Regions from separate parts of the Homo sapiens genome. Here all the other regions are linked to region 2. A link is a loop called in an ENCODE intact Hi-C map of the cell type or tissue named here. Cell type or tissue: PC-9. All regions are shown on one strand. Links, peaks and the distances in the headings refer to the core of each region. The heading gives the core; the rest is flanking DNA.

Evidence for each region. Peaks named below come from ENCODE experiments on the same cell type or tissue, not always from the same donor. Only the 100,000 strongest peaks of a DNase experiment are listed, where the experiment ranks them.
Region 1: it touches region 2 in a loop (2.3-fold over the local background); 3 of 110 quality-filtered maps call a loop at or near these places.
Region 3: it touches region 2 in a loop (3-fold over the local background); 4 of 110 quality-filtered maps call a loop at or near these places.

What each region holds. Positions count from the first base shown.
Region 1 is chr5:61,251,216-61,259,232 of GRCh38, forward strand. It overlaps LINC02057 (long intergenic non-protein coding RNA 2057), which reads right to left. Exons shown (of 3, transcript NR_146624.1): 2 at 1,494-1,674. Among named protein-coding and RNA genes, the nearest start is that of LINC02057, 9.7 kb to the right of the region's middle. In PC-9, for the core only: no CTCF peak of the experiment used is centred there; a DNase peak (open chromatin) is centred at 4,186; H3K27ac peaks cover 1,051 bases.
Region 2 is chr5:61,164,578-61,172,594 of GRCh38, forward strand. All of the region lies in intron 1 of SMIM15-AS1 (SMIM15 antisense RNA 1), which reads left to right. Among named protein-coding and RNA genes, the nearest start is that of SMIM15, 6.1 kb to the left of the region's middle. In PC-9, for the core only: a CTCF peak has its summit at 3,008 (motif pointing right); no DNase peak of the experiment used is centred there.
Region 3 is chr5:61,521,948-61,529,964 of GRCh38, forward strand. ZSWIM6 (zinc finger SWIM-type containing 6) reads left to right here. Exons shown (of 14, transcript NM_020928.2): 6 at 3,853-4,029; 7 at 4,303-4,449. Among named protein-coding and RNA genes, the nearest start is that of LINC03122, 110 kb to the right of the region's middle. In PC-9, for the core only: no CTCF peak of the experiment used is centred there; a DNase peak (open chromatin) is centred at 4,044.

The DNA.
Region 1 (8,017 bases), core at 1,989-5,988, 87 kb after region 2:
AAGCCAGGAGTTCGAGACCAGCCTGAGTAACAAAGGGAGACCTGGTCTCTACAAAATATTTTTTTTAACAAATTAGCGGGATATGGTGATGCACACCTGTGGTCCCAGCTACTTAGAAGGTTGAGGCAGGATGATTGCTTGAGCCCAGGAGTTTAAGGCTGCAGTGAGCTATGACTGCGCTGCTGAAATCTAGCCTGGGCAACAGAGTGAGACCTTGTCTCTTAAAAAAATAAAAAAACTGGTAAAAATTATTCATAAGGTTGAACAGGGAAGCAATTGAAAAGTATAAAAGGGAAACCAAGACAGTTTATAAGATCTTACATAGATCTAATAGGAGCTTTGGGGAAAAGACTCAACTTTGATAGTAATCACGGAAGGTTTCTTGGGGAAAAAAAAGAATAAATATAGAAGTGACTGGATGACTTAAGCAAAAATTGGGAACTGGATGACTTAAGCAAAAAATTGGCCCCTTGTCTTTGTTGCAGGACCCTAACTCTGAGGTTATTTTACATGTAACTGGAAATCCACAGAGAAGAACTGGCAAATGCAATCAAAATTTATCAAGCTATATATAGCTAAAACCTGGGTAGACGTATTGGAGAGAAGCTTACCCTATAGCTATGAAGTCTGATATTTATCTTCTTTATGATTCTATATAATTAGCTGCATTTAAGGAAACAAGAAAACAGTGTCTCCTGAGTCTGCGTATCCATACACTTGAATACACTCCCAAATAAGCCCATTCAAAGCATTTTTAAAACGGTAATTTTGCAGTATCAGATCTTGTTTTTAATTAAGGTTTAACTTCCACCCTCCCTTGCATTGCATTGAAGGATTAGGCCAGGCCACATCACATCTGGCTGGGCCTGTGATGTCTCAGGGATTTATGAATGACAAGCTGTATTAGAACTGTGGTCGCATGCAGTCATCCTGAAATCAGAAGCTGAGTCCTCCCTTCCCAGCGGCGCTGGGTTTGGGGTAAACAGGTAATCAAAGGCAACACTATCTCTGCACTCTCTTTCTTTTTCCAGAATCTTGCTTCATGAAAATTCAGAACCTGAATCTTGTGGCCTTCTCTAATGAGTAAACCATCATCAAAGTCAAGTGATTTATTTCTTAATGTTGGCTATGAAGAGGGCAAGGGAAGAAAGAGGCTGGAATCAGTGTGAGAGAGAATCAGAACAAGACAGGAGGGCACTGCAAGTTCACCAGCAGGAGAGGCTGCCCTTGCACCCCGGCCAAGAGGTCCGTGGAAAAGCAAGGTCATGGGCTTTGTCTATCGGAGTTCTCGCTAATAAGCTGAAAAATATGCAAACTAGCGAGTTCACACAGAAGTTCAGACATTCTTGGGGCATTACTGAGAATTATTTTGAAAACATACAATAAGATTATTGAGGGGCTGATTTGTCAGTGAGCCGCAGCAGAGGCTCTGGGAATGTGGGAGCCTTTCCTGAAGCCGCCGTGGTGGCCGCGGGTTGTGCAGAGACACTTACCTCCCTGTGAACAGGGCTGTCTGTGTATGGTCTGTCAGACTGGCTGGGCAGCTGTCTTCCTTTCTTCAATGACTGCTGCCACCGAGGCCACCTCCGGCAAATCACTTGAGGTCATGCCTTGGTTTCTTAAAGCCCCGGCATCTTGAAGCCCTAGGCTTTTGCCTCTTCCAGGAACAATATGCTGGAAAACAGCAAGGAGAAAAGCTGTTATACCAAAAGACTGATCTGGGAGAAACAGAGACCTAGAGATAGACACTAAATGGGACTGGGATAATAGCATGTGGAAGTGTTTTGAAAAGTTCCAAGTGCGACATAAACAAAGCTAATACTATTTCTATATAACAGCATGGCTTAATGGATCCACAAACTGTAAGCACTGGGCCATGGACAAACTGGTCCTTAAGAATAGAACCAATAGTACCACCTTTCCTCACTGCGCCTAATCCATAATTCAGCCTTGTGGAAATTCCACTAGACTTTGCGGTGTACCATACATATTTGGTAGCATGTGAGTAGAGTCAGAAACTTAGCATCAGTTATGGTCAGATAAGACAGATAAGACAGGAGGGAATAGAAAGTGGCATCTAATCGTTCACATTAATATGCATTACAATTGTCAAAGCACTTTTGCTTTGTAGCCTCACAACTGTGTGAAATAGTTAGGAGCTGTCATCTCTATTTTCCAGGCAAGGAAACCGAGACTCAGCCAGGTGCCCCAGTTCACCCCAGGTCACAGGGCTGGTGAGCAGGTCCCTCACAGCTGTGTAGTCAGTGGCCTCTAGGATACTCTGCAGAAACGTGGCAGGATAGCATTCTAAATCCAGGAATTTAACCAGTTGAACTGCAGGCAAAGCAGTAGAGACATGAAGCTCTTTCCTTTTCTGGGGCTCTCAATATTGCTGAAAAGCTGAGGTATGCCTGGGGAGAGGGTATGTTTGACTCTCCTAAATTATACCTCACCTGCTATACCTTCTCTTTCAGAGCCCCGTGTGCTCGACAAAGGAGAGCTTGCTCCAGAAATTGCAACCTGGTAATATTTGGCACATTCAGCACTTTCCATCTAGATGTTATCTCATTAACCTTCCTGGTGTCCCAGGGAGGCATGTGCTACATGCAATGTTGCTGAGCCTCTATCGCTCTAGGAAAAGGTAGTCCATTCTCCAGTCACCTCAGGATGAAGGCCTTTGGCTCTGCAGCTATTTTGCCAGGTCCCAGGTGCTTTTAAAGGAAATAACTTGGGTGCAGGTGGCAAATGCTTTCTTTTGCTATTTTCTGAATACAGGTATTTAGAAGTCAATTATTGCTATAAAAAGGGGGCATTTACTTCTCTATAATGTTACTGAGTAATGTATAGATGCTTTCTTTATGTCTGGCATTTAACCCTTATAACAATGTGGGAAGTAGGTATTTTTACTCTTATTTTATAGGAAACAGTCACTTAGAGATGAAATACCTTGCTCAAAGACACACTGGTATTAGGTGGCAGCATAGGGTCTGTTATGAGGTCTGGGTGACTTCTAAGCCAAGACTTGAGGTGCCAGCATCCAACTTACAGGGTTGTTCTATGCTGCGACCTCATGAGCTAAGGGAAGGAATGAGGACCCAAATAACACAGCCTCACTGGCACCACCTAAATCCACAGGCTTCCCCACTGCCCACTGCAAGCCTCAAAGCAGGTAGGGGGCGGGGGTTGTAAAGGGAAGGCATGGGCAGCCTGAGACCCCAGACTCAGCTTCCCTAAGGTTGCTCATCCAATGTGGAGAAGGTCTTTTGAGTGCCTCTAATGTGGAGAGGTGTTTCAAGGCTCTTTGTGCTGTCAGGGCAGGGAGCCTGTGCCCTTGTGCTCCAGAGAATCAGGTGGGATTCTCAGAAACAAGGCGAAAGAAAAAGAGAGGACAGGAGCTGGAGAATCCATGCTAAAGAAGAGGAGCAGGGGACTGGAGAGGGCCAGCTCACACTGTTCAGTAAACGCTGTGATAGAAATGTGCCTGGTGTGGCTAAAAGAGGACTTGTTGATTTGTGAAAGAGTGCTATGTTTCAATATGTGGGGGCTGCATTTTAAGAGCTGTCCTACAAATTTTAGAAGGAAAAGAAATGTCCCACGGGCAATCTCAATCAAATGAAGTGGTGTATGCTTAATCAAATCAACAAGAATGGAACTTTTCAGAGGTTTTAAGATGCCTTTATTGTATTTATATTAGCCTCTGGGGTTAATGAGAAAGTCTTGCTAATAATGGTTTTTATATAAAATTGGTTGTAACATAAATTAAAAAGAAAAAATTTGGTTGTAAGAGGAGAGGTAGTTATCACTCAGGTTAATGATGACCCAGTGCCATAATTTCACAGCTGGTAAAATCAACTTGCAGTAGCATTTGAGTTGTTCCTTTAATCCAGGTCTTGGACACAGGAACCAGTGGCCATGAAGCAGAGCTGCTCCACACCGGGCTGCCTGGTGACTTGCATACCTTGTATAGAGCTTTTACATGGTCAGAGAGACTGACCATATCCAATACTCATTTTTACATTCTTCCATGGAAAAGTGGATTCAGATTAGGATCAGCCCTACTAATAAGCACCCCAGACATAATCAGCCACCTTCCCTGAGGCTACATTTCTCATACAGTGTCCTTGTTCTGGGTATGTGACTAATCACAGAGCTCTGATAAAGTAGTGTGTGTTTAGCGTAAATTATAAACTGGATGTTGGGCTGACATTTTGGCCTGATAGAGCTAAAACAGGTATTTCCAGCTTTGTCAGATCAAACTTATCACCTAATGGATACTTTCGGAAGTCTGTAGCTGATTCCTCATCTACTTAAGTTTCAGTAGCTTCTCTTCTCCAGATGAACATAAGATTACAAACTTCAAGTAGCCATTTGGTTAGTACCATTGCCATTAAGTAGGTGAATAATAAACTGCTCAAGGACTCACACTTGCCCTTTCTTGTCCTCTTCCAAAGGGACAGACTCTTACTCTCAGTAGCCCATATCAGTATTTGAGCATTCTTACAGGCAAATTCTCCCTTAAATCCAGCCAGAGTCTCTCCTGCTTTAATTCCATTTCCTCTTTCACTTAGGTCTTCAGAAGTCTTGTAGAATAACAGTTTGACACCCCTCCCATAAAACTCTCCAGGAGCTTGGAAACAGCAACCAAGTTCTTTCATAGGCTTCTCTACCGTAAGGTAAAACTTCTGATTCCTTTTTTTTTTTTTTTTTTTTTGACAGAGTCTCATTCTGTTACCCAAGCTGAGTGTAGTGGCATGATTTTCTGTTTCATCAGCTTTAGATAAGTCATAAGAATACTGCAGCCTTCACCTCCCCAGTTCAAGCAATCCTCCCACTTCAGCCTCCCAAGTAGCTGGTACTAGAGACACATGCCACCACGCCAGGCTAATTTTTTTATTTATTAAAAAAAATTTTTGGTAGAGACGGAGTCTAGCTATGTTGCCCAGGCTACTGTCTAACTCCTGGACTCAAGTGATCCTCCCTGCTCAGCTTCCCAAAGTGCTGGGATTACAAGCATGAACCACTGCACCCAGCAACCTCTGATTCCTTTTAACTTTCTAGTTTCATTCTGTTCCTCCTAGTAGAGGACTCCTGAATCTTCTCTGGGTTTCCCCCATCTTTATTAAAGTGTATAGGATTCAACTAAGGATTAATTATCTCTCAAAATGGAAGTCTCAGGCAGAGTGGCTCCAGCCCAAGCAAACAACCAAGGCTCTCTCTACAGTTTCTAGTAGGTTGGGGATGTCCCCCACTCATGTTGCAAGATGTCTGTCTGCAACAGTTCCAGACATCCCATGCAATACAACAATGCCCAGTGAAAAGAGAGGGTCTCCTCCTATGAGTCTCTCTGTACTATAAGAAAAGCCTTTTCCCAAAGCTCCCTAGGTGGCTTACAGTCAGACCTCCTTGGCTAAGATTGGGCCACAGGCCAAGGGCATGAGCCTGCCAAGACTGCCTGGACTAATAACCCTTCATGTCCCCACCCAGCCTGGCAAGGGGAGTTGTTTCCTGAGCACATGACCTTCAAACAAAATCAAGGCTCCACAAGCAAGGTGGAGAAGGGTGAGAAGGGGCAGTGTGGCTAAGTGGCAATCAGCTGTCTTTGTCACAGGGGAGCAAAAACGGGGCCCAAATGATTCTCCATATAGTTCAAAATAGTAATAATAACACAACAAAACAAGCAATTACTGAGAGCCCACTAAATACCAGTTATTGTGAGATCTAGCAGGTTCACAAAGATAAACAAGATGTGGTCTTTGACCTGCAGAGTTAGCAATCAAGTTTGGGAGAAGATACATCCCATATAATTCCAAAACTGTATAGTAAATGATAAAAGAGGCATGCATAGCATGTTCTGGAAACACAGTGAATGGAGGCTGGCTGGACTGGCTGTAAGTGCTGAGAATGAGTTAGCTTAAGAAAAACAAGACTTGGGAAGAACTATGAGTTATGTGACTTCTGATTTTCTAATCTTTGTGTAGTATTTTATGGTTTTTTTTTTTTTTTTTTTTGAGACACAGTCTCACTCTGTCGCCCAGGCTGGAGTGCAGTGGCGCAATCTCGGCTCACTGCAAGCTCTGCCTCCTGGGTTCACGCCATTCTCCTGCCTCAGCCTCCTGAGTAGCTGGGACTACAGGTGCCCGACACCAGCCTGGCTAATTTTTTGTATTTTTAGTAGAGACGGGGTTTCACCGTGTTAGCCAGGATGGTCTCGATCTCCTGACCTCATGATCCACACGCCTCAGCTTCCCAAAGTGCTGGGATTACAGGCAGTATTTTATGTTTTATTATTATGGCTCATCTAAAGTTGATGAAATAGAAAATCCTTTCAAGCCTTGAGGGTGGTGTGAATTTCAAGGGTCATTTCCTATGAGTTCATTTTTTCATATTTCGTGTCTGGATGAAATCCATTTTATGATGAGTGAATTCCATGTTTAAACAAGGAAGCCACTCATCCAGTAGGAAAATGTGTGAAGGAGAAAATGAATGCAGTCTTGATCATCATGATGTCACTGGTTCTGAAAATGGGCTTGTTTAAGTATTATGAGAAAACTTCAGTAATTTGGACTGAGGAGGAATTGGTCAGAATGAGTGAAAGTCATTTGGAATTATTAAAACACAGTTTTTATTACTTTTATTTAAGTCTAGCTTAAGTTTAAAATTGGATGACAGAGTTGCTAATGAGGAATGTGTATTAAATTGTTAAGAATGATTTCCTTAGCAAATTCACCATCTCCCTAAAAGTGCTCCTCAGATGGTAAGGGACACTAGAAAACAAGTTATTCTTTTCTCCTGTGTCTTTCTTTTTTCAAGTTTTTACGAGATTTACACTTCACTAGGAAAATTTGCTTTAACAAATATAAACTTTAGCCTGGTCTCTGTGGAGTTTATTATAGAATTAGGAAAATGTAAAACGTAATTGCTTTTTAAAATCTTAGTTACAGAACTGGAGTTGTGTGTCCATGCTCTCACATAAGAATACAAACTTTTTTTATAAATCAATAAGAAAAAGATAAACATTGCAATAGACACACAGGCGAAAGTCATGAACAGGCAATTCAAGGCAACAAATCATATAAAATAGATTTCTTAATAATCACATAAATGAAAGTTAAAACAAAGTATCACCTATCAAATTGGCAAAGGTTTTTGTACAACATAAATAAAGTGCTTGTGCCCACGGCTGACGAGAGTATGGAGGAATGAACACCAAAGTTTTATTCTGTATACAGAGATGTATATATAAGGATGTTTGTTCTAGCACAAAAGTTTAAAATAAAATGTCCATTAATAGACAACTGGTTAAATAATGGTGTAGTCACATAAGGGAATACTACACATCCATTAAAAAGAATTAGGTATGTCTCGATTCTTTAAAATTTTAAGATGTATTACATAAACAAACCAAGGGACAGAGCAGAATAAAAGTTATCTGTGAGTTCATATTCAGAGATATTAGTAATTATGTTTTCTGGAAGGACATATGATAAACTATTACGGGAGTTACAGTGATTACTTCAAGAAAAGAACTAGAAGTAAATGGTGGAAGATTTCTACTTTTCATTTTAAACCTTTCTGTATGATTTGATTCTGTGCAAGGACTGCTTTATTTTAAAATGTGAAATGTTTTTATAAAAAAGAAAAATAGGTTACATCTTTGTAGTTAGTTGACATGGAAAATATCTACAATATAAAAAGAGAAAGATCTGGTGCAGAATGACCAGAGTGTTATGACATTCCATTATGTTAACGATTTCATTTATATATAAATATAGATGTAGACAAATATAATGTTTGTATTAAAAAACCTGGAAGGGCTGGGTGCGGTGGCTCACGCCTGTAATCCCAGCACTTTGGGAGGCCAAGGCAGGTGGATCACTTGAGGTCAGGAGTTCGAGACCAGCCTGGCTAACATGGTGAAACCCTGTCTCTACTGAAAATACAAATATTAGCCTGGCATGGTGGCATGTGCCTGTAATTCCAGCTATTCGGGAGGCTGAGGCATGAGAATCGCTTGGAC
Region 2 (8,017 bases), core at 1,487-5,486:
ATACTCTGATAAATCACTCTGAGTGTGTTTCCACTTAGATATGTGGAAAGCATACTAGGCAATCTCCAATGCCCTTTCAGCTTTAAAATCTGTAAATTGGACTGGATTTGGTCATTTTTCTTAAATAAATAGCATAGTAAGGTATTTGATAGAAACATTATTGCAAGTTTTCTTAAGGTCTTTTTTTTTTTTTTTTTTTTTAATTTTGAGACGGAGTCTCTGTCACCAGGGCTGGAGTGCAGTGCTGCGATCTTGGCTCACTGCACCCTCCACCTCCCAGGTTCAAGCGATTCTCCTGCCTCAGCCTTCTGAGTACTTGGGACTACAGGCGGGCATCACCACGCCCAGCTAATTTTTGTATTTTTAGTATAGATGGGGTTTCACCATTTGGCCAGGATGGTCTCGATTTCTTGACCTCGTGATCCACCCGCCTCGGCCTCCCAAAGTGCTGGGATTACAGGCGTGAGCCACCACCGCGCCTGGCCTTTTTTTTTTTTTTTTTTTTTAAACACGGTCTTGCTCTGGCCCAGCTGGAATGCAGTGGTGCGATCATAGCCCACTGCCTCTTCGAACTCCTGGGCTCAAGGGATCCTCACTCCTCACCTTCTGAATAGCTGGGACTACAGCCACAAGCCACCATGCCCAGCTTAGCATACTCATTATTTTTTAAACCTATGACCAGTGTTAATTTTCTGCTTAATGTATTCAGTTCTAAGTCAAGCCCAACTAGAGAGAATGAGTTTCAGTGATTTTTTTTTTTTTTTTTTTTGAGACAGGGTCTCACTAAGTCACCCACGCTGGGGTGCAGTGGGTCCATCACTGCTCACTGCAGCCTTGACTGCCTGGGCTCAAGCGATCCTCCCACCTCAGCCTCTAGAGTAGCTGGGACTACAGATGCATGCCACTATGCCCAACTAATTTTTAAAAATTTTTTTCTAGAGGCAGGGTTTCACTCTGTTGCCCAGGCTGGTCCCAAACTCCTTGCCTGAAGTGATCCTCCTGCCTTTGTCTTTCAAAGTGCTGGCACTACAGGTGTGAGCCACTGTTCCAGGACAAGATCTTATTTCTTTGTTTGAAAAGATCCTTAATCAGGTTTTTATTCTCTCAAATGTCTGTCAGAATACGAATTTAGAATAACAAGGAAATAAGGTCTGCTTTATTTACTTTTAAGAAATAAAATATTATTCATGTAAGTTTAGCCAAACTAACTAAACCTGATGCTGTTAATGAAATAGGGCCTGCCTTTGCATAAGATAATTCCTGTGTAGTATATCACACCACCAGCCTCTTCAGCACTAGTGTACTCTATTGCAATTATATTTTATAAGTAGAGCCTTATAAAATTCTTTTGTCTATTGAGAATGGAAGTCCTGTGGCAGTCCCATGCCATTTTTTTTCTTAAAAAGTATTTTTCCCTTGATTGGTGCAAAATTATATCTCATTCTAACCCATGTCAAAGTTGTAAGTAGTGAAACCAGAATAAGATTCAGATAATATTAAGATAATAATATAGTTTAATAATAACAATTGAGTGTGTCTAAAAGACTTTGAGAGTTCTCTTACCTGCATCTTACTTTGATGGAATTGGTTTCTTCCCTAAATTTTATTTTGTGAGGTTTTTTACTTCCATTGAAACATAATGCAAAACATTTCTTAATAGGCACATTTATGTAATATTTATTTATTTTTATTTATTTATTTATTTTGAGGCAGAGTCTCGCTCTCTTGCCCAGGCTAGAGTGCAGTAGTGCGATCTCAGCTCACTGCAGCCTCCACCTCCCAGGTTCAAGTGATTCTCCTGCCTCAGCCTCCCGAGTAGTTGGGACTACAGGCGTGCACCATCATGCCCAGCTAATTTTTGTATTTTTTGTAGGGATGGGTTTTTACCATATTGGACAGGCTGGTCTCAAACTCCTGATGTCGGGTGATTTGCCCGCCTCAGCCTCCCAAAGTGCTGGGATTACAGGCCTGAGCCACTGTGCCCAGGCAGTGATTTTTTTTTTTTTAGCATAATCAGATTTTAGTGATATTTGAAAGTTTATACAGAAGAATAATTTTTTTTAAAGCTACTTATTGTGGCCAGGCACATTGGCTCATGCCTGTAATCCCAGCCCTTTGTGAAGCAGAAGCAGGTGGATCACCTGAGGTCAGGAGTTCGAGACCAGCCTGATGAACTTGGTGAAACCCGTCTCCACTAAAATTAAAAAATTAGCTGGGCGTGGTGGCACATGCCTGTAATCCCAGCTACTTGGCAGGCTGAGGCAGGAGAATTGTTTGAACCCAGGAGGTGGAGGTTGCAGCAAACAGAGATCATGCCATTGCACTCCTGCCTAGGCAACAAGAGCGAAACTCCATCTCAAAAAAAAAAAAAAGCTACTTATTCCAGCTCTTTGGGAGGCCGAGGCTGGTGGATCACCTGAGGTCAGGAGTTCGAGATCAGCCTGACCAACATGGAGAAACCCCGTCTCTACTGAAAATACAAAATTAGCCAGGCATGGTGGCGCATGCCTGTAATCTCAGCTGCCCGGGAGGCTGAGGCAGGAGAATTGCTTGAACCCAGGAGGCAGAGGTTGCCGTGAGCCGAGATCGCGCCACCGCACTCCAGCCTGGCAGCCTGGGCAACAAGAGCAAAACTCCATCTCAAAAAAAAAAAAAAAGTTACTTATTGAGTACTTAGTATGTACCAGGTGCTGGGCTAGGTGCTTCACACTTATTATCACTAATCCTGAAACTAAACAACACCACAGGATTGTATTTTTATACTAATTTTACAGATAGGGAACCAGAGACTTTAAAAATAAAGCAGGAATTTTAAGTATATCTGGCCAAAATCTCTGCTCTTTTTTAATCGAAAAACAAAACCATTGTAGAATCAAAAAACATGCTTTCATTCTATGAAATCAGCGTTTTTTGTCTTTCATTTTTCTTGACAAAAAATGCTGATTTTATAATATGAAAGTATGTTTTTTGATTCTATAATTGTTAACAGATAATAACTAAAATCCCCCCAAACTTCAAAATTGCCTATTGCCCAGGTGGTGGCAGCATGTCTCAGAGAGCCAATGTGCTGGGGAAGGTTTTCTCCAACCTTGCCAGTTGATCGGCTTCTTCATCCCACATACATGACATTATAAACCTCTCAATTCTCTGTTGGGCTCTTTCACTGCTATTAGACCAACCCATCGGTGGTTCATGGTCCCATTAGCCTCATCTTCTGAATGGGTCATACTCTGCCTGTTTCAGCCTATTTTCCCTGCAAAGTGTGACCAAATTGTTTTCTGGAAAACTCATTTAGGCCTATCCTATAAGTTGTTTCAGTTAGTATTTTTCCAACCATTATTAAATGTTGTTTGGCAGAAACACCTCCTAAACTGTTAGTTAATATTATTAAGAAATGCTTGTTTAAATTAGAAGGCATGCGTCTCAAACTTTGGAATACACCAATTAAAGGAGATAATGAAAAGCTTATAAAAGATAGAGGCCGGGTGCGGTGGCTCACGCCTGTAATCCCAGCACTTTGGGAGGCTAAGGTGGGTGGATCAAGAGGTCAGGAGATCGAGACCATCCTGGCTAACATGGTGAAACCCCGTCTCTACTAAAAATACAAAAAAATTAGCCGGGCGTGGACTAAAAACACAAAAAATTAGCCAGGCGTGGTGGTGGGTGCCTGTAGTCCCAGCTACTCAGGAGGCTGAGGCAGGAGAATCACTTGAACCCGGGAGGCGGAGCTTGCAGTGAGCCGAGATCGCGCCACTGCACTTCAGCCTGGGTGACAGGGTGAGACTCCGTCTCAAAAAAAAAAAAAAAAAGGATAGAATTAGTCTTCAAAATAAGAACAATAAAATTCAATAGGGAGCAGTACAAGGTTATATAATTTGGAAGGAATGCATATAAATATATAGCAGATTACTCGTTAAACTTTCATTAGCCAAAAATTGCTTAAAACGTTCTTTTCATATGTTTGCAGGGCTACTGCCTTCCTAGAGGTTTCAAATGAAGTGCTACCTATTACAAAAGGCTTCTCCACCCCCATAACATTTTTTTTCTCCACAGCTTTTACCTCAATCTGATACCTTGTTTACTGGTTCACTGTCTATTTTTTCCACTAGAATGTAAGCTATATGAGGTCGGTTACCCCAATACCTAGAACATTGTTTTAAATAATTGATTTCACGATGTAGCATTGTTGCTTACAAATAAAACTGAGAATGTTTGAAGGAATTATGAAATAATTTAAATCCTGGATATTTGTGAAGCTCATAGTAAAGTGCCAAACTGTTGAAGTATGTTTTGAAAGTGGTGAGATACCCTAGTAGGAAGAGGTCTAAAAGATTAGTAAGATGTTTTGGGAAAGGTTAAAATAATTGTAGTTATCGTGTTAATGAGAGAAGACTAGTTACTTAATGATTTCCAACTTCGTAAAAGTATTTACAGGAAAGTCGTGATTCATCATTTTCATTGATAAAAAGAATTAGTCCTAGGCCGTAGGTGCTACGATTTAAGATAAGAGCAAGCTAGACTAGAGATCTAAATAGAGATCTTTGAAAATGGGATAAGAGTGTATACGCAGACTAGATGCCCTCACTAGATACTTTCCAGCCTGTGATTCCAAACGCAGATTGTGGGAGAAAGATTAGATAGCAGGTGCTTCTGTTGTTGATAATTCCTTGCTACCCATGGCCATTGCCATTTTAAAACCAATTCAGTGTGTTTTTTGAGCGTAGTCAATATAGGTGATTATATATTGCTGTTTTGGGTAGTTTATATTTGTTGACATAATACTGAAAATTGGATGTGTGCTTTTTTAACTCCAAGACTTCATATTTACAATGCTTAATCTCCAGAATGCCACCATACATGTACATGCTGCAAACTAATTCCCTGTAGTTAGCAGCCATCCTTTTGGAGGAGTAAAATGTCCAGTAAATCTGAAGCCTTGGGTTGTAGTCCTGCTAAAATCGTAAGAGACCCTAAACTTTCTGGCTGAAACTAGAGGATCAAATATTAGGCCTGTCCCTATATGATTTTTAGCTATGTCAAGTAACTTTTTATTTCTGTACTGGGTTCTCCTAGCCATTAAATTAGAATTGCTATCCCATTGGGAAGACTAATTCACGTTTAAGAAGCCTTCAGTGTAAAAGCTTTGTATTGCAAAAGCAGCCCCTAGCACGATTGCCTTCACCAAGTAGCATTTTAATTTAGACCTTCTACCTTCACCTAAGCTAACTGCTTAAAGTAACCATGCAAAAATTTTTAACTGCATTTGCAATATGATGTTGTCAAGGGTATTGTCCTCTGTGTCATATTGTGCCCTTTTACTTTTTTATTTTTTAATTTTATTAGAGATGGGGTCTTGCTGTGTTGCCAGGGCTGGTCTCAAACTCCTGGCCTCAAACAATCCTCCTGCCTCAGCCTCCCAAAGTGCTTGGATTACAGGCGTGAGCCACCACACCCAGCCTCAGTGTCCTTTATATAAAGTCCCATGTAAGATATATTAGTAAGTGATTCTTAGAATAGTTTCGGAAGCCACTTTTTGATAGTGAAAATTTTGTCAGGAAGCTCAAGCCAAATTTGAAATGCACGTTTAACGGTCATCCTAACCTGCATACTTGCATTTCTTTTTAAATATGCTTTTCCTAGAACAGATATCCTTTATCATTATTGTATATGTTCACGTAGGAAGACATCGCAATCCTTTGTGAAATAATGTGGGGTACAGGTTGCCTGTAGGTAAAGTGTTTGAATCTCAGAAGTTTACATAGAGACCCCTGATATGTTAACAGGTAGTTACAAGTAAAATTCTCCCATTGATCCAAATTTTTATGTTTATTTTTAAATCTCATAACTATTCAGAACCATTAGTTCTCATTCAGAACTGTGGAACGTAAGAAATCATTTGGAATTGCATCCCAAAGTCTAATTCTAAAAGCTAGTTTGTGTCTTTAAAAAGCTTTCAGAGTATAATGTGTATATTTGGAATCTACTTTAAAAAGTGAACAAAAATTTAATGATACCAGGCTATAAATATAGTTTCCTAAACCATCAGTTACACATCCTGGTCCCTCACTTAAAGACATCCTGGTCCCAAATTTTTAGTTGCATCTGCTGAGTTCAGTTTATGTTTTTAGGCTTCCTGGCTTAAAGTAAGGAAGTAGAGCAATCTGAAATCAGAAACTCCATTCTGTTTCATATATGTCTTCTTGAAGTAGGGTAAGTAATACTGGCAAGTTTGATGAGTTTCTGGAGGCTTTGAATTTGAAGTTTTCCTAAATTTTTAGATTTGCCCTTGACCAACTAATTCTCCACTCTCTGTAATAAGCAGATAATAATAATTCCTGCCTTCAGACAGAAAGTTGGACCAATTTTTTTTTATTTTTTTTTTTATCTCTAGGTTTTAATATTCTGTTGTAGGACTATGCCACAGTTGTAGAGTTGTACTGTTAATGAATATAGGTGTATAGGAATCTGATGTAATCTCTAGTTCTGGGTTCATATTTTATCTCATTATGTGGGTCAAGGAAACTTTATTTTTGTGCCTAGATTCCTATATCCATAAAATAGTATTAATAATACCTGTTTATTGTGATACTAATTAATAAACATGTAACTTCCTTTTGATAATAAAAAGGTTGTATTCTGTAGAATTCATTTGTAAGATGATTGTTGGGAGCTTACACAGATTATCATGTAATTAATACTATAAATAGTAGCTAAGTTCCTCACTTAGCCTGTAAATGCAGATTTGACACACAGCCTAAGTGGAAATAGTGCCTCTGTGTAAAAATGGTAGAAATTTTAATACTGGTAGTAAATAGTGGCCAGACATGGTGGCTCACGCCTGTAGTCTCAGCACCTTGGGAGGCCGAGGCAGGAGGATCCCTTGAACCCAAGAGTTCAAGACCAGCCTAGGAAACAGGGTGAGACTTCCTATCTCAAAACCATAAATAAATAAATTAATGAAATTTTTTAAATAGCAAAAATTCAATGAATTTTTGATTGCCTTGTACCACAGTATGATTTTGTAAAGAGTTATAGAAAATGAATTTGTCTTGGTCCTTTTTTTCAAACTTTTATACCCTGGAAGGTATGAATGCTTTGTCAGCACTTTTTGGACCACTTTACCATATATGTAGCATTGCATATATGCAATACGTATATGCAATCATATATGTAGTACAGGAATCACTTTTTGTTGCATCTGTCTTCAAATCTGCTAATCCTTTTATACCACAGAGAACTCAAAGCTACACATGGGCCTATAAATTATTCATGCATGTATGTAATGCATATGGAATATAGTCCTATACATTAACTGTGATGTGCCCTCACCCTGTATCCCCCACATTATTATCTGTAGAATGAGATACAAACTTCTTAGAGGATCCTAGAGATCCTACTAGTCTGGCCCAGGCTCCTTACAAATCTTCTGCATGATAGATTTATTTCAGACCTCTTGTAATTCCAAGACATGTCTTCTGGTTCGGTGGTTGAGGGTATAGACTCAAACCAAACTACCTGGTTTGAATCCCAGCTCTGCCTCTTGCTAGGATGCTGCTGCTATGAGAATGTACCTCACAGACCCCCAACTACAGGGAGCTTACTTGGCCAAGGGCCCCAGCTGCTTGCTATGCTGTGAAATCCATCACTATGTTTGTGCTAAGACCTTGCTTTTCTCACAGTTCAGCAACTGAGCATCATAGAGATTCTAGGAGACCCAAGACTCTTCTGATAGCCAGCTCAGGCTCAAGGACATCCCCATTGCTTTGCCAAGCCTTCCTTAGGCTACATGGCAGTCTGGTACACTTCCACACAACCTTCTTTCCCGCTCTCTTACATTTGGGGTCAGACTTGCATCCTAGTGTGATAGTCCACCAGTTCTTTCCCAGCTCCTTCCCTATCTTCTCTCACAGGTGTTTTCCCTAATAAAAAGTCTTGTACATTTAGTCCCATCTTGGCATCTACTTCTGGGGTGATAATATTGGAACAGTCCCATCCATTACCTGACTGAGAAGATGCC
Region 3 (8,017 bases), core at 1,989-5,988, 360 kb after region 2:
ACTGGGAAATTTTTTTATTGTGAGGGGTTGTCTAGCCCACCTGCTGTAGGCTAATAGTGCCCTCCAAGTTTTGGGACAACCAAGAAATGCTCCCAGACATTTCCAAAAGAACCTCTGTCTCATTTCTGTCCTGTTTTTTTTGTTTGTTTTTTTTTGTTTTTTGTTTTTTTTTAGCTTCTCCCTCTCTATTGTACCTATCTATTCAACCCAAGTCTCTCCCATCTTTAAAAAACTTCCTCCCTTGGCCCCATTTTCCCTTCTACCTGCTGCAGAATGTTCTCTTCCCTTTCAAAATGAAATTCTTAAGTAATTATTTCTTGCCAATAGAAATTTTATTAACTAATTCATGACACTATTTTTGCATGATTCAGTGCATTTTTTGGGAGAAAATTTGAAAGATTTTAAAGTCATGATAGAAGCAAGGTGGGAATTAAATAACATTAGGATTCAGAGTCAAGACTACATTCTCTATGTACTAGCCACATGCTGAATTTGTACTACTAGAAATAACTGGAACAATGTGCTGAGTTTGAATGTGATGTTAGTATAGTGTTTTTAGTCTCTGCAAAGAAAGAAAATGATATGTATTACTCCATAGGGACTTTTCCAATCAAAAAGAAGTTTTAGGACTTGAGAAAGACAATTGTCTGACTCTGCCTTGTCTAGAGATATTTGCCATGGGAATTCAATATTTGAAGTCTGTCATATCTTTATTGCCCATGATGATTGTATTTAATAACTTCGAAGAAAATAAATGTATCCCACATACCCCCAGTTTTTTTCCAGGTGCTCAGAATTTTTAAGTTTAATTGTTCAACATTTATTCTCTTCCGTTGCTAGGAAAGGGTATGCCTACATCTACATAGGTAATATCCTTAATCCCCTTCTATTTATACTATGTTTCATTCCCCACTGCTTTTGGGGACTGCTACTCAAACATTTTACATTTTACTTTTTACATTCCATTTATTCTGTTACCCTTGATTAAGCATGAATATTTCATGGCCTTAGAAAGCTGGTAAGAAATGGTCCAGCCTCCAGACTTAAAGAGTTCATTTCGCTTATGGTTTGGCCTAGGTGATACAATTTGGGACCTTGTTTCTAAGGGCAGTGTTTATATCTGTTGGACCGAAAGGCACCAGGGTACCTACTTTTAGCAGAATACCCCCATCCTTCTGAGGGGCTGTCAGAAGAGACATGCCTACAGAGGAGGTCTGGTGTTCATACCTGTAGTGCCCTTCCCTGTAAAGCTCAGCTGGCTCCCCAGGGTAGAGCTTGTGGTGGCCAATAGAGTCCAGCAGCTGTGCCATTGCAGCTGGACTGAGTGTGCACACAGTATAGGCCATGGACGGAATTTCTTGTGTTTACACATTAGAGTGCATGTGAAGGGCTTATCCAGGCTCTGCCTCTGCTGAGGTAATTTTTTAGAATTAATGAATAACAACATTGCAATCTATACCCTTTGAAAGAGAATAATTTTTTAATATACCAAAAGTATAGCCAATTTTATAATTTTTTTAGTAGAAGAACAAAAATATCTCCTTTTTACTTAATTTCCCAAGTTTTCCTTAATCAGCATGTATTACTATTTTGTGTACTTTATGAAAAATTCTTACAAATATGTGTATTTATCATTTAAAAAAATTGCTCAAGATAATTATTTCCCTTTTTTCAATCTTACTGCACAATTGAATAGCCACTGACATTCAAGATTTTAAAAAGTTGACTAATTTTGATACCTAGTCAAACCAAATTTTTAATTGTATATCTTCTATGTCCAGCTACATACTTAATTTTATGTGTTTCCCATATTATTACAGGACTTGTCATTTAAATTTCATTTCATGAGTATTTAGCCTCTTTTGTTGTCATTGGTTTTATTAGAGCTAACCATGTTAAAAGCCTAGTGTGTGTACGCAACATTTCTCTACACTTATATAGTCACATATAAACATGTGAAAGGTTCAGGTATCTATTAATGTTTTATAAAAATGGAATCATGTTAACAGCTTGCTATTTGAGCCAAATCAATAGGCAGACCTCTAACTCACTCTTTTAATACATGCATAATACTAAGTTGCTCTTTTAAAGTCTCGTTTTAGTTTTAAATTTTGTTTCTATGATTTCAGCTTAACAAAATAAATGAAATGACAAAAGATACTTACATGAGGCTAAAAAACACTTATGTGAGGCTTGGACTTTGAAACATTTGATCAATTGACTGTGAGAGGTCACGGAACCAATTTCTTGCTGGGCATGGGTATGTTTATTCTGCTCAGCAAAAAGCCCCAATAGATTCAAAACGTCCTTAAATGTAGGACTTTGCCTTCTCCCTTGCAGTTTCACTATCCATCCACCTCTAGTGAGGAGTCTGGGTGGGAGCCATAACAGATCATCATTATTTATGCCTCTCAAATGATCTATCACACATGCATTTTGATATGTCTACCATTCAGGTACAGATAGCTAAGTTGACCTGAGACCAAACTGAAGTAATGTCTCTTTGTTAAAGACTTGTCAAAAGCCTTTCCAAACCAGCTGAAGTAGCTGAATTTTCAGTAAGGATATCTGTGTTTTAATCTCCACTGTCACTGCCTGATGGTGTGACCTTGGCAAGTCACTTTACTTCCCTTGCTTTTCAGTTCCATCAGCAGAGTAAAGGGGTTGGCGTAGATGAGTTCTCCAGTCTCTTCTTCTCAATTCAGTTGTCCTTTGATTTTTGTGTTTTCCCTTATGTCTGTGCTCAGCCAAAGGTCCGGTGACAGGAAAATGAAATCTTACCAATTAAGGAAGCTCTAGATTTTGCTTCTCATTTAATTAAGTCTCAGAACAATGAGAGGTTATATTTGAACTAGGTTAAGTACACATAAATAAAAATAGTTTGTTAACCTGATTTCCAGTTGAGGATTGCTAAAGTTTGTGCCACAGTTGAAGGTAAGTTTAGAGTGGGAACCCAAGGGGTGGGTGTGCAGGTAGAATTTGAACCATATAATCCTTAGGAATTGAATAATCCCAGGAGTTGAGGTGAGAATATCCTTTATTCCCCAAACATTTCTTTTCTCCGTCAGGTCCTGAAACTTGAACCCTCTTCGGAGTGTATGGCTCTGCTCTTTTGTGATGCCCTGGCATACACTATGCTGGGGACATCACACCAGTCATGGAACCTGCCCAGGAGTCAGGAGGCAGCCTGTAGGGGCAAGGTAAGTGCGCTGGTTTGTTTTGTAGCTATGTTGTGTGGCTTTGTGAAATGTTAAATATATGCATTTATGCCCTTTGGGATATAAAGTGATATTTAAGCATTATATCCCAAGAAGCATAATAGTTTTAATTGTGCAAAACCGCACAATATAGTTAAAAAATACAACCAAAAGCACAACCCTTATGCATATCTTTAAAGGCTGACTGCATAATCCTGAAAGGTTCCATGGCTGGTGTCGCATCTCTTGCATAGTGTTTGTGAGAGCTGTTGATCCCATAAGGGCAGCCCACCACAGCACCTCAGAAGTGGGGAGCAGTGAGTTTTCCTGTGACTTTTGTGCTGAGTGGCTCCTTTGAGTGTATTTGGCATGGAAACTAGACTTGACAATTCTTTTTGCAGGACGCCTTTAACCTTAGCTTTAATGGCTGCAGAATGTTTGTGTTTGATAAACAAGTGAGTGAATGGTGGCTCTTGGGCTGACCTGCCTCTTAGTACTTAGGATGTGAGAGTATTCACCCTTCACCCTTCTGCTTAGGGGGTGCAGGACAATGTGTGTGGGTGTGTTCATGAACATCTGGCCACAGAATGGTATGACTGATTTATTCACATGTGAATAATAGCTGACACGGCTTTCTGAATTGTGGAAAAAACAGATTCATCGAACAGGCCACATCGGACAGTGTTCACCCGAGCCATCGAGGCATGCGATCTCCACTGGCAGGATAGCCACTTGCAGCACATTATCAGCAGTGACCTATACACCAACTACTGTTACCATGACGACACTGAAAACTCCCTCTTCGACTCCCGCGGGTGGCCCCTCTGGCATGGTAAGTGACCAAACCGGAAAGACATTTCCATGACTTACTTCTTTGTTTAGTTTCTATAGCATTACTGGAATGGGAGGTGGAGAACTGAAGGATTCAATGGGAGATGGATGAATGCTTGGCAATAGGAGCTGAGATTTTCATTCAAATCCAAGTTCAGGAATGGTTTCTTGTGTCTTTTTAATAGTATTTTGGGAGAAACATCTTACTATTAAATTCTTTTTTTATGGATATATCTGACAGTGGCAACTTTACCCCCTTGACTTTCTGTTTTAGAACATGTTCCTACAGCCTGTGCAAGAGTGGACGCATTACGTTCTCATGGGTACCCCAGAGAAGCACTGAGACTAGCAATAGCTATTGTTAATACATTAAGACGACAGCAGCAGAAACAGTTGGAAATGTTCCGAACCCAAAAAAAAGGTGAATGTGAAGGAGTTTGTTTCCATTGGAATGGGATTCTTAGTGATGACATTACTAGGTTTTGTGTTCTGGGAGAGATGGCTTTTAGAACTAAAACCATAGATGATGGCTTTACTCGCCATTCATTTAAAATAATGGCTGATCTGTGAGAAATTTGGGGCATCTTTTTCTTAGTTGAATGTTGTAAGCAAAGATTTTTTTTTTTAATCTCTCAGGTTAGTTACTTTTTTAAGGGGGATAATTTTCTTTATTGTTTTAATGACTATTTAGTATGTCTAAATTATTTAAAATGCATGTTAGCTAAATGCCTTATTTTGTGGAAGTGCATTTTAATTCTAACAATAAGGACACAGCCTATGCTTGAATCCCGGCAATCCTAACGTCCCAAATGGGTGCCTTAGGCAATCAGTTGACGTCTCTGTGATTTTGAATTCTCTTCTGTGCAATGAGGCTCAGTAGAGGGCCTATCTCTTAGAGTTGTTGAGAAGATTAAACCAAGTTAATTTCTGTAAAGCACTTAAAGCAAAGCTTGGCACAATGTGTAAGCATTCTAAAACTTTTTAGCTGTAATAATTTGTACATCAGGACATGTTACTATATTTACTTAAAGTGACCAGAATAGAACTGGATTTTTCAAATTCTGTAAATGACATTTGATGAGCTGTCAGCTGAAAGAACACATTTAACTTCTCTTTATCTCAGTTTATTAATCTTTTAAATTTTGAATAACTATTACTGAGTAATAGTAATTGCAAAGGGTTGAATTACATGCACAAGACCCTGATCAGATAAAGAAATGTATATGCTTTTTCTGATTAATCCATGTACATCTTGTTCCTTCTATAGGTATAAATTTTATTTTTATGTTTCTTTAGCAGGTTCGTTTTCACTCTGTGATTTTATTTTTCATTAAGAGGGATAGTTTTAGTTGCTGGGTTTTTGTTTTGGTTTTGGTTTTGGTTATATTTTTGTTTTTAATGCTTGGGTGATTATACACATACTAGAGTATAACTAAAAATTATTAAAAGGCTAGAGGTTGGAGCAAGTGTCTATTGTAACTTTTAACAGTGAAAAAAAGTCAAAAGTTACAGTTGAACCAAAGGAAGAGGGAAGCTCAGATGGGATTGGAATGTGAGAGCCCCGATTGTCGTGACTTTGTCCAGTTCATGATGTTCTTCATATCATCACTGGTGTGTGCAAAATACATTGCTAGGTACTTTGGAAAATTTTTCTGAAATCCTTCTTCCTTCAACACATACACAGTCTATGGTGAAAGGAATTTATTTCTGAATAGTATAAAGGATAATATTCAAACAAAGAGTGCAGGACTTGTTATACTGTGCAAAAAGAGAGCCAGTTCGTGATGATCATCTGATTTTTAAAAAAAATCATATTATACATTTTATGAATAAATGTTGACTTTTAAAATTTGTTTAAAATGTTGTAATAAAAAAGGAAAGTGTAAAAATGTTAGTTAGTTTCCTAACTAACTAATGTTCCTAAACATGTTTACATTTAGGTAAGTTACAGAATATGTTAACTTAGACTCCTTTGATTGTCTTTGAGATAATTCTGTAACCTTTAGGTCTAGACCATTCTTAGACCCATTTCTCTTTTATCTTGCAAGCTATGAAAACTTTTATTTCCAACCATTCTTAGGTATTGCTAGGATTACATGTCTATACCTATGTCTTTCCCTACTTTATTTTTGGTAATTGTTTTTCCGTATTTTAAAAATAGGCTTTTCCATAGCTGTTACAAGTCTAAAGTACCATAACAGCTACTTGTTATGGGCCAAGATTAGTAAATGGAATATCTTATACATTTTCAAAATTATTTGGCATGATGTGTTAGCTTATTGATTCTGAAAAAAAACAGATTTATTTGATTTATTTTTGATTTCTCATATTTCCTCAGTTTCTATCACTTGACAATATATTTGTTTATATAAGCACAGCATTTCCTTTAGCCCCATCCATATATACATACACATATATATACATATATATATGTGTGTGTATATGTATATATGCAAACATATTTATTTGGTTGTTTCCAGGAGTAGTGCTCATGTTTCTTTTTTCCTACTAATTATGTTTATGAAAGCCAGCAACAGAAATTGAATATAAGGACCTTTTCAAGGAATCTAGGACTCGACTTAAATTTCAATACATTGTGCCAAACCGTTTTTCCTCTTTTTTTTTTTTTTGACATGGAGTCTCGCCCTGTCCCCCAGGCTGGAGTGCAGTGGCGCAATCTCGGCTTACTGCAGCCTCTGCATCCTGGGTTCAAGCGATTCTCCTGCCTCAACCTCCCGAGTAGCTGGGATTATAGGCACCCACCACCACGGCCAGCTAATTTTTGTATTTTTAGTACAGACGGGGTTTCACCATGTTGGCCAGGCTGGTCTCGAACTCCTGACCTCGGGTGATCCACCCGCTTCAGCATCCCAGAGTGCTGAGATTACAGGCGTGAGCCACCACGCTGGCCTGTCTTTCATTTTTATGTACTGATAGTTGATTGCTTAAAACCAGAAGACTTGTGAAGGAACATTGGATTCATGGAATGGCTCTTCAGATATTTACATGGCAATATTTTTCTTGTATATTTTATATTGTATGTAAATTTTATTATGTTTTCCTTTAAGAAGGAGCTACTAAAATTGGCCGGGCGTGATGGCACTTGCCTGTAAATCCCAGCTACTTGGGGCTGAGGCAAGAGAATCGCTTGAACCCGGGAGGTGGAGGTTGCAGTGAGCCAAGATCGCACCATTGCACTCCAGGCCGGGCAACAAGAGTGAAACTCCATCTCAAAAAAATGAAAAGAAGGAGCTACTATTATTTATTACTTTAGTAAACACTTAGATGTAAAATACTGCATTATTTACAACAATGGAATATATCTTAAACATAGCTTTTTTTCCCAGCATTCTGCGGTTTAACTTGAAAGCATTATATTCTGTGAAGAAAATGAAAAGGATTATTTCGTTCAAATTATATATAATCGTCTATTATCATTCCCCTTTATGGCAAAGGTTCTCTCTTAAATGGCTTACAGATTCACACTAAGGAAGATTTTCATAAGGTGATGGGGGTAATTTAAGGATATTCATGTGGGAATACAAGTCTAACCCAAGCTACAGCTGCCTTCAAGTCCTCAATTTACATGACCCAGTTAACACTGATTTAGAGAGGTCTCTTCTGCATATCGTGGTAGAGTTACCAATTGATAATTCCAGTGGGACTTCTTAGTCCTCTCTAATGCCCCCTCCTAGGGAAGTGGGGGAGTTGTTCCTAATTTCTCAAAAGAAAATTTGGAATTCATTTTTCCCTATACAACATAATTTAATAGTGTAAGTAGTAATGTTGACTCAGTACCCTAGACACATGAATTAAATAGATGTTTGGGAGCTGTCCTGGAAATTCAGTACCATTTATATTGACTTACAGATGAACCTTTAGAACTCAAAATAGTTGACAAGTTGGGGATTATGGTACCTTTTGATTGGTTTCTTAATTAAAAGAGAATTTCGAACAGAATTCAGAACTGGTTTATCAGGATGCTGCTA